Regions from separate parts of the Homo sapiens genome. Here region 2 is linked to region 1. Evidence: chromatin loops called from intact Hi-C (ENCODE). Cell type or tissue: mammary epithelial cell. All regions are shown on one strand. Links, peaks and the distances in the headings refer to the core of each region. The heading gives the core; the rest is flanking DNA.

Region 1 (5,589 bases), core at 254-5,253:
TCTACTCTTCTGATAACTAACCCACTCCTGTTCTTCCCCATTAATTCACCCACTAATTCATGAATGGATTAATCCACTTATGAAGGCAAAGCCCTCATGACCCAATCATCTCTTAACAGCTTCACCTCTTAATACTGTTAAACTGAGGATTCAGTTTCAAAATGAGTTTCAAAGGGAACAAGCATTCAAACCATAACCATTTTCTGCTAGTAGTTTCACAGTTTAGGATCTTACATTTATGTCTTTAATCCATTTTCAGTTGATTTTTGTATATGGGATGAGATGAGGGTCTAATTTCATTCGACTGCATGTGAATCTCCAGTTTTCCCAACACCGTTCCCTGAAGAGACTGTCTTTTCGTGTGTTCCTGGCATCTTCGTCCAAAATCGGTTGGCCATAAATGTGTGGATTTATTTCTGGGCTTTCTAGGCTGTTCCATCAGCTATGTGTCTGTTTTATGCCAGTACCATGCTGTTTGGTTACTATAGCTTTGTTATATATATATATTTTATATATACGTATATTATATATATATAATATATACGTAATTCTTTTTTTTTTTTTTTTTTCTTGAGATGGAGTCTCGCTCTGTTGCCTAGGCTGGTGTGCAGTGGCGTGATCTTGGCTCACTGCAGCCTCTGCCTCCCTGGTTCAAGCGATTCTCCTGCTTCAGCCACCTGAGTAAGTAACTGGGATTACAGGTGTACACCAGCACACCCAGCTAATTTTGTATTTTTAGTACAGGGTTTCACCAGTTGGCCAGGTTGGTCTCAAACTCCTGACCTCAAGTGATCAGCCTGCCTTGGCCTTCCAAAGTGCTGGGATTACAGGTGTGAGCCACCATGCCTGGCCTTTGTAATAAGTTTTGAAGTGAGGTAGTATGATACCTCCAGCTTTATTCTTTTTACTCAAAATTGCTTTGGTTATTTGGAACCTTTTGTGGTTTCATACAAGTTTTGAGATTGTTTTTCTATTTCTGTGAAGAATGTCATTGGTATTTTGATAGGGATTGCATTCAATCTGTAGATCACTTTGTGAAATTTTTTTTTCAAAAACATAATCATAATACCATTGTCACACGTAAAAATAATTAACACTTATTTTTGACTGAACCAGTCTTAACAAGAAGCATACTAGCTATTAGCCAGGCCTCAGATGAGAGGATCTAGGCATCATCATTCACACAACAAAATATTTATGTGTAAATGACACACACTAACAAGCCTAAGTATTAAATAATGTACTGAAAGAGGAGAGTCTCTCTCCTGAGTAATTTACTAAGGACTTCAATTGTGAAAAGTATGCCCCAAACACCAATTAAGTGTGCCAAAAGCAATTTATTCATGTTTCTAGAGAAAAATAAAAGGGGAATATCTGAGTTGTGGTTTTCCATGTATGTGGATAGTCGCATTAGTAATGAATCAAGGAACACTTTATTTCATTTGTGAAGCAGCACTTGATTTTATATGCTCTGTGGTCTCAGTTGGCTTTACATAAGCCAGGGATAGGATTTAAGAAAAGAAATCTCTTCAAGTTCATGTATAATCAATTTATTTAGAACCTATAATCATTAAGTTAGCTGTGTCATATACAAAATTAGAAGAAAATTAACCAATTATCTTTTGTTACTTATTTTTTAGAACCTGAGATTTTTGTTCAACTTTGTAATGTGAACCTTTTCTGAAAGCTCTATTTGTCAGTGGCAGAAATATTACAAATATTTCTAGCATCATACAGTTTTTCATATGCCCTTAAGTAGTTTCTAACATTTTAACATTTTTATTCATATCTCTTAAAAAAGAAAATTTTGAAGAGTTCCTTTTCATTTATTTACAATGAAATTTGGAAACAAAAACTTATTACATTACAAAATCTAAAATAAAGTTACCTTTTTTAAAAAAATGGATCATAAACATTTTGTAAAAAGAGTTGAAAATAATCATTGTTCTTAAGTCTTACTGCTAGAGGAAGTTGTACACATTAAGGATGTATGTGGCACTGTTTCCAAAATAAATGTATATTTATGCTACATAAGACCAAGATTAGACCATTGAAGTTGTAATGATCATTCTAGTTCTCAAATTCAAATGCAATTTTTTTCAATACAAAAAAGAGACTGTACAATGAAGGAAAACTCATAATGCTTTTGACTTTACCAGATGCTAGAGGCTACTCAAAATAAAGGCCAGAATGTCTCCATATTTAGCGTAGTTCTTCTCTATACTCAACATACTTGTAGCTGAGTTCATGGTGTACATTTTTCGTGAATGGTTGTTTATAGGATGTTTATATATTATCTTGGCAAGATAACTTTGAAAGCCCACTGTTTTCCTAGCATTTTTCTATGGTTGCTAAACAATTTCTGCCCAATCTAAAAAATTACTTTCCTATACCAGCAGGTGGAGGCAAGAGCAGTCGAATTGTAGCACTTTGCTTTTCAAGTGTACTGGCATGTATTGTAGATTATCTATCCATGACTCAAAGTCTCTTTATGACGTGTCTCTCACATAATTACTTTTCTTCAACAACTCTGTTGTTGTTTTAGCATCTTCTTTTGATTGCTTTATTATTTGCTTTATTTACTTGGTGTCTGGGACTGAACTTAGTGGTCATTTTAGGACAGACTAATTTAGATTTTCATCACTTTCCTATACTCATTGATTGAACAGTTAAAACATATATGTTATATGCTGAACACATTCTTCCACATTTGCCAAGAAATACAAAAATGACTAAGACATGGACCACATTCCCAAAGAGCTTACATTCTAGTAGAATTACAAGGAAAAATGTCTTCAATTCCTCTCCTGACTTGGGGAAGCAGATCAGTCAGCCTTGCTGGTATAGCTATGGCTAGCATTGGGTAGTAATAAAGCTCAGTATTCACGTGGATTTTAATTCCATCAACAAATATTTACTAAGCACCAGGGACTACATTGGGGATTAATTTATAAACATAGGCTTTTTGTCTTACAGATAAAAAAGGCCAAAACAATCTTCAAAAGAAGTATCATTTATTTTTAAACTTCTTAATACAGATTATATAGAACAAATAGTTAACCGACATATAGATCCTGATGCATTGCATTTAAGGAACTTTCAGTTAGAAGTAACTGTGTGTAACATTTTCTAGAATATACTTAGAAAACTTTCCACAAATCCTGGTTGAAATAAAATAAAAGTATGTTACTCTACATCAATTCCATTAGCTGTTTATTTGTAGCCAATAATGATAAAAAATATATACAAACAGTATGAAAGAGGAGAACTGAGTTCTAAGGTTATGTCTGTATGTGCAGAATGAGAGATGGAGAAGAAACTCATAGTTATGGAAAACAGAAAAGAATGGCCCCAGAATTTCTTGCAAGACTTAGCAGCCACCAATATTCAGAACTGTCTTTAAGCCCCAACCTGTCCATCATCTTAATACATTGTGCATCAGAAATTTCCAACCCAATTAAACCATTTTTGTTTCCTTCATTGGTTTATTTATGAAAGTCACTAAAAAGACACAAATCTGGTCTAACCTATTTTAGCCTTACCTCTTATCCCTCCACATCCCATTAAACCCGTGTACCCACCTTACCTCATAGAGCTATCTTGAAAGACTCAGCCAGTTTAGAAGTTACATCCTCATTGAAGTCTTTCCTAGATTCCCCAAGGCAGAGTCACACACACTGTCCTCTTCATTCTCCATTGCCTTATTTATATAGAATTTGTTACCTGATATTCTGTTATTTCATTATTATTTTTAGAGACAGGGTCTTACTCTGTTACCCAGGCTGGAGTGCAGTGACACAATTGTGGCTCACTGTAGCCTGACCTCCTGGGATCAAGTGAGCGTCCCAAGTAGCTGGGACTATAGATGAGGTCTCACCACGTTGCCTAGGCTGGTCTTGAACTTCTGGGCTCAAGTGATCCTTTCTCTTTGGCTTCCCAAATTGCTGGGATTACAGGCGTGAGCCACCACACCCGGCCTGCTACCTGATACTCTAATGTCTCTTTCCGTATTTCTTCCTCACAAGTCTGTACTCTCCTGAAAGGTAATAACTTTGTCTTATTCATCTTTGTAACCTCAGTAAATATTTGCTGAAGGAATAACTGAATCAACTATTTCTTGAGAAGTCCTTTTATAATAAGCTTCTCTCTCCCCTTTTTTTTTTTTTTTTGCTGATGTCTGAATTATAGTCATAATTCCAGATGATAGATGATAGTAACAAGTCAATAAATCCTATCAATAGGGAATAAAGAACCAGCATTTATTGCATAGAGTGTTTTCTTAGGATACCTCAGCTGAGGCTGGGCACAGTGGCTCATGCCTGTAATCCCAGCACTTTGGGAGGCCGAGGCGGGTGGATCACCTGAGGTCAGGCGTTCAAGACCAGCCTGGCCAACATGGTGAAACCTTGTCTCGACTAAAAATACAAAAATTTGTATTCCAGCTACTCAAGGGGCCAAGGTGGGAGAATCACTTGAACCTGGGAGGTGGAGGTTACAGTGAGCCAAAATCATGCCATTGCACTCCAGTCTGGGTGAGAGAGCAAGACTTCGTTTCAAAAAAAAGAGAAAAGAAAAGAATGCCTCAGCTGAACCTTATCAATAAAAGATGTAGATTATTTGTTTGAGTACTTTAAGGAAGAATTTGCCATTTCCTGGGAGTACACTGTTTCCAAGTGATTTATTGATTACCTATGAACAGTTCATTAAAGGGCTCTGGAAAAAAATGAGACCTGGGTGCAGAGGGCAGCCATCCAGGTCTTCCATGTTTGAGTGGTTTTACTCTTTGAGAACAGGTGACTAAAAAGCTGCCCAAGTCTATGTGACCTGTTTTTCAGAGCTGGATGAAAGCTAAAGTGGGGCACTTCTCCACAGCCCCTGCAGCAATCTCTCAGGGAGTGGTATAGATAACAAGTCAGACATGTGATGTAAGCATGTATGCTTTAAGTCACCTTATTCTCTCCCCATTAAAAGCAAAGTACAAAATCAGAGAAGTGCAATTGGTGAGAAATTTGATGATTTCCTTTTCTGGGATGGGAGTTGCAGCATCAGTATAGGATAATAAAGAATAAGGGCCCTCAGATACTTTTCAGTTTATAAATAAAAATACAAAAGAATATGGGCTCTGGAGTCAGGCTTGGGTTTGAATCCCAGCTGCACAAATGCTATGTGACCTTGAGCAAGCTACTTCTCTGTAGCCAGTAAATTGGGTTGATAATATCTTCCTCTTGGCTTATTGGGAGGATTAAATAAGAACATGCATATAAACTCTTGGTGTAGTGTCTTGCAAAGGCCTGAGGAGAGCTTAACAGTTTGAGGGAGATGTGAAAGTAGTTCATTATGTCTGGAGCATAGATATGAGAGCAAAAGGATGGCACTGAGAAAGCCAGCATGGTAGTTAGGGCAGATTCAGAAGTAGTAGCTTGAACTTGATCCTGAAGTCACTGGGGAACCATGCCATTGAAAGGGAGTGTCATGATCAGATTTATGTTTTAGGATGATTACTCTGCAGGCAATCTGGAGAACAGATTAGAAAGCATCCAGAACCTCCCGGGTTTCTGATTTGGACAACTGAGTACATACTGGTGATCG
Region 2 (5,589 bases), core at 137-5,136, 280 kb after region 1:
AGTGAGTCCTATTTTTTATTTCTTTACAAATTATATAAAAACTTGCCCCTGTTGTGTAATCCAAAGCTTAAATGTGTTTTTTGTAATCTACTGCTATGGCATGTCTCTTTGATTTCTCCATTAATAATTTTCTATAATAATTTTACTGTAGTAACTATAATGCAGTAGAAAGGCTTACATCCTGGCTCTTCTTTTTTATTTTTCCTTCTCCCTGCTCCTTTTATTTAATGATTTGAAACTAAAGGTTATTAGAAATTCCCAGGGCTTCTTTTGCCAGATAAAGACATTCATAAAAATTAATTGAATTACTGCTATCCCCTACCCTAATCCCAACAGCCTGAAGTACTTGAGCAACTAAGTGGATTGAAAGAGTTTTGGATGGATGCTAATAGACTGACTTTTATTCCAGGGGTATGTATATGAGATTTTAAATGGCATCACTTATTTCTGGCTCTCCTTTGCAGTTTTGTGAATTGTACCTTTTATAATTACTTTTAATTAATAAAAAAATTGAATTATTCTTTATTAAACAGAAGCAAATTACTTTTTTTCATGAGCACATTCTTGATTATAATCTAAGAATTCTCATAATAAACATTTGTATGTCTCCTTTTAATACTGTTGAGTGTGTCCTTTCCAATGGTATCACTTGAACTTACGTCCCAATTTGCTTTGCCCAAGGAATTGGTAAACTAGGATATTTTTCATGAACTTTCTGAATTTTTTTTTTTTTTTTTTTTGAGACAGAGTCTCGCTCTGTTGCCCAGGCTGGAGTGCAGTGGTGCGATCTCGGCTCACTGCGAGCTCCGCCTCCTGGGTTCACACCATTCTCCTGCCTCAGCCTCCTGAGTAGCTGGGACTACAGGTGACCACCACCATGCCCAGCTAATTTTTTTTTATTTTTTAGTGGAGACGGGATTTCACCGTGTTAGCCAGGATGGTCTCGATCTCCTGACCTCATTATCCGCCTGCCTCGGCCTACCAAAGTGCTGGGATTACAGGCGTGAGCCACCGCGCCCAGCCGAACTTTCTGTTTTAACAACTGACAAATTGTTTACTCCCATAAAAAAAACCACAAGAATCCCCATATATGCTATTTCCTTAGGAGGTAATGGATACCTGAATTCCCAAAGAATATGTCCTTTGTCACTTCTGCTATGCTACAATTAGTAGAACATCTTAGCTATATTACTGAATACATTTCTAATGGCATTTAAAAAACTACCTGGGAGTCTTCTTTCTTGTATTAGCATTTAATTTTGAATTAAAACTTGGTATCAAGTTTATTCCCTAAACTTTTTACAAATTACTAATGTTAATAGAGTCATTAGATTTTCTTTTTTTACTTATAGTTTATTGGTAGTTTGAAACAGCTCACATATTTGGATGTTTCTAAAAATAATATTGAAATGGTTGAAGAAGGAATTTCAACATGTGAAAACCTTCAAGACCTCCTATTATCAAGCAATTCACTTCAGCAGCTTCCTGAGACTATTGGTTTGTATTGCTTTCAAATTCATGTAATTTTTATTAAAATAAATTCGAGACTTCCACATAATCTCAAATTTCACTTGTTATGAGGTAGTTATACTTCGTTACCACAGGAACGGATTTTATTTGAATTTTTCCTGGTGTGATCAGTTGTACAGTTTGCTCCTTTGTTGACATTACTGTTTTTTATTTACTCTAAGGTAATCTCATTTTTATTTCTAATATATTTAAATTCTTTAAAATAAGTTAACTTATGCAAATTTGGCTTAACTGTTAGCTTTTATTGTCATAGCTTTTATTTTGGTAACTTTTTTCAGTCCTGTTTCATTACAGACACTCAGACAAGAAAACAGATCAGTTGAACAGATCATGAGAGATCTATGATTGAGTCTGTGTAGTTGCTTGTTCAATGATATGTCAATGGAATTGAATTATTTTGATGAAAGGACCCAAAACTTCAATCTTGACATCTTTTTGATGTTTTAATTTAAAAACCAAAAATATTTCTCAGTTAAATCACGTAGTGGTTTTAGCTAAAACTACATTTTTGTAAGTTTGTTACGATTCTACTCTTAGTCAACACTTTTTAAACTTAAAAAATATTTTACTGTTTTAGTATTTAGTATATATGGAATAGTTTTTTATATACCTGTTATGAACTACCTTCATACTACCATTTCTTTAGTCTATTAATTTAACAAGTTTGTATTGTCTGTCTTTTCTGTGCCATGACATTGTTTTTAGAAGCAGAGCTACAACAGTGAACAACGAAGACAAAAAAGTTCCTACTATCAGTATATTTTAGTGGGAGTTAATAAACAAATGTACACTATGTTAAATAGTGATGTGGATGAAGATTGAAAGGACAGGATGAGGGAATAGAACATTGGGATTGGGAGTGGTATCTCTTTTAGATACGTTTGTTAGGAAAGTTGTTTCTAATTCTTGTCAGATGTAGTATGTCTCACACTGACTGTTGGTGGACTTGCTTCTATTTTAAGCTGAAAAATTGTATGTTGTTTCTTCCCTCATTAGGTTCGTTGAAGAATATAACAACGCTTAAAATAGATGAAAACCAGTTAATGTATCTGCCAGACTCTATAGGAGGGTAAGTTTTTTGTGAATGTATACACCCTCGAAGATTTTACTTTCAGTTCAGCATGCCATACATATTTTCAGGTATTTGCATAAATGACCTAAAGATTTTGTAAACATTTAAGTAATTAGTATACAGGTTGAGTGTGTTTATGATAGACAAACCTACTTATTGGTGAAGTTTAGCTTTGTGAAATGGTTTCACTAGGTTTTCAAAGTCAAGTTCAAATGTTTATATGTTCTGAAATTTTGGATTATATATAGGAAATCTTTAACAAATAATATATATTTCTTTTTTTAAATTAAAGGTTAATATCAGTAGAAGAACTGGATTGTAGTTTCAATGAAGTTGAAGCTTTGCCTTCATCTATTGGGCAGCTTACTAACTTAAGAACTTTTGCTGCTGATCATAATTACTTACAGCAGTTGCCCCCAGAGGTAATGTATTTTAGATTTGTTTAGATTTTTGTCTTTTCATTTTTTTCTGATTATCTTCATTATAGCTATTTAGTGTGGCTTCATTTATTTTCTTTCTAAAATAGTTTTCAAGTTATTTATTTTCTGAATAATTAGCTATGTTAATTTAGAAGAGGTTCTTAAATGCTTTCTTATGTACATAAAAATTAATTAAAAAGAAAGTCTAGTCATTATTTCTTCTATAAATGTGAAGTATTTTTCATAACTTTCAAAAATGATGTTTTTTATATGTTGATCAACCTGTAGGCCAAATTTTTTGATACTCAGTTTATATTTCTCTTTCAGATTGGAAGCTGGAAAAATATAACTGTGCTGTTTCTCCATTCCAATAAACTTGAGACACTTCCAGAGGAAATGGGTGATATGCAAAAATTAAAAGTCATTAATTTAAGTGATAATAGGTTCGTAATACTATATTCATCAGTTGGTTTATAGGAGACATTGGTTAGATGAAATTAAGTTTCATATGATATATAATAGAATAGCTAGTGCTTGTTGCTCTTTAAATATACATAGTAAGTTCTCAGTGTTATTGATAGGCTCTTGGAAAGTGTGACTTTCAGTGAAACAACATACAATGAAATCACTTCTTTCGTTCATCAGTGTTATAAGAAAATGACATTATTTGAGAACCTGCCATACACAGTTTTGCTAAAAGTTTTGGTTTCCAAGAACCTATCAATAACTTAAATGAGGACTTAACTGTATATATTTTTTTCTTTAAATACAAAGAGTGGTCTTATTTTATCTGATGTTAATTTATCATACGGTGGTTGTTACTGTTCATTTTGGGTTGACTTAGCTATATAGTCTTTATTCTCTTCTTACAGTTACCTTTTATTTCTGAAGTCACATCTTCACCTGAATATTGCTATTTAACAAAACAATTTTGGAATGTATCTAGTCTGTTGCTAATATTTTCCTAGGCAGAGATCTGGTTTCAACAAAGCCAAGGTGCAGAGTAAATTGATCACTAGGGTTGTAAATTGGAACAATGTTTAAGTTAAAAACAGAATGTCCATACTTTTTCGTGAGGTAAACATACTAATGATGATTAAACAGCATTTGTAGAGTGTTTTCACTTTTTGCTTTCATAGTGTCTTGTGAAGTCTTCAAAACAGCTCTATGAAATAGTATAATAGTATTCCCATTTTATGTAGGAGGGTTTTAAGACTCAGATTTAAGGTGACTCACGTAGCTTGTAAGGTAGAGCTTTAATTTAAACTCAATTTTCTGACTAATTATGATATTCTAACTTCTGTTTTATTTAAAAGAACCACTGCTTTCTTAAGTCACGTTTCAGCCTTTAATTCCTACGGCCCACAGTGGGTTGCTGAAAGAAAGGCACGGAAGACTAGTTAGGTATAAGATAGCAAGGCTGAAGTAGATAATTCTCTCTTAAATAAGATATTTTCATTTAGTATTCTAATGAGTATTTATAGTTGACCCTTGTATTTGTGGGTTCTGCAAGTGTGGATTCAAACAACTTCAGATCAGAAATATTTGGAAAAAAATTGTGTCAGTACTGAACGTGTACCAACTTTCCCATTGTTATTCCCTAAACAATACAGTATACCTACTATTTACATAGCATTTATATTTTAATAGGTATTATAAGTACTCTAGAAATGATTTAAAATATATGGGGGGATGTGCATAGGTTATATGCAAATACTATACAATTTTATATAAGGGATTTGAGCATCTGCAGATTTTGGTATCTGAGGGAGATCCTGGGACCAGTCTTCCACAGATACTGAGGAATGACTGTACTTTGTTTTTAATCATTATCATCTTAGGGTAGTCTTCTAGATTATGTAACTGCTGGCTCACAAATAGAGAGCAGTGCAGTTTTTATAGCAAACTATCACTAAGAGTGTTTCCTATAACAGTTTGTTCTCCCTAAGTACAAATAAACCAAAGCAATGTTATGAGACATTCCTTAATGTGTTCTTTTCTCTAAGGCAGGGACAATTAATTTTTCAACAGATTTTTAAGGTTATTCTATTATCCATTTTCTTACCAGGTGAATTGATTCAATTGAAGAATTATATTTTTGAAACTAATTCTTATAAAACTAGATATTTTGTTTTATGTCCTATACGAAGAATTATATTGGACTTTTCTCGATTTTTTTTTCTCCTATTTTCATGTGCAACTATATAGCATTTTTCAGAAAACCTTTAGGTTGAACCCTCATTCATTTTAAATCTTCTCATTTTAAAGTTTAATTTTTGTTTGTATTTTTTTCCTACAGATTAAAGAATTTACCCTTTAGCTTTACAAAGCTACAGCAATTGACAGCTATGTGGCTCTCAGATAATCAGGTGGGCATTCTGATTTTATAAGTTAATGGAGTTCTTATTTGTGTTATATAGTTTTGCACTCCGATTTACATAGGGTCATTTAAGAGCAGCTATACATGTGGTACACATGTAAACATATCTTTTATATAAGAAAAATCTCAAAATATTTAGAAGCAGATACTTTTTATAAAATAGGTGTAGATTTATAAGTAATGAATTA

What was found. A loop is a pair of places that touch in the nucleus more often than their neighbours do. Peaks named below come from ENCODE experiments on the same cell type or tissue, not always from the same donor. Only the 100,000 strongest peaks of a DNase experiment are listed, where the experiment ranks them.
Region 2: it touches region 1 in a loop (3-fold over the local background); 6 of 110 quality-filtered maps call a loop at or near these places.

What each region holds. Positions count from the first base shown.
Region 1 is chr5:65,740,320-65,745,908 of GRCh38, forward strand. All of the region lies in intron 1 of NLN (neurolysin), which reads left to right. Among named protein-coding and RNA genes, the nearest start is that of NLN, 21 kb to the left of the region's middle. In mammary epithelial cell, for the core only: a CTCF peak has its summit at 2,407 (motif pointing right); a DNase peak (open chromatin) is centred at 2,462; H3K27ac peaks cover 715 bases.
Region 2 is chr5:66,022,954-66,028,542 of GRCh38, forward strand. ERBIN (erbb2 interacting protein) reads left to right here. Exons shown (of 26, transcript NM_001253697.2): 9 at 337-411; 10 at 1,353-1,497; 11 at 2,527-2,599; 12 at 2,895-3,024; 13 at 3,349-3,464; 14 at 5,321-5,390. Among named protein-coding and RNA genes, the nearest start is that of ERBIN, 99 kb to the left of the region's middle. In mammary epithelial cell, for the core only: no CTCF peak of the experiment used is centred there; no DNase peak of the experiment used is centred there.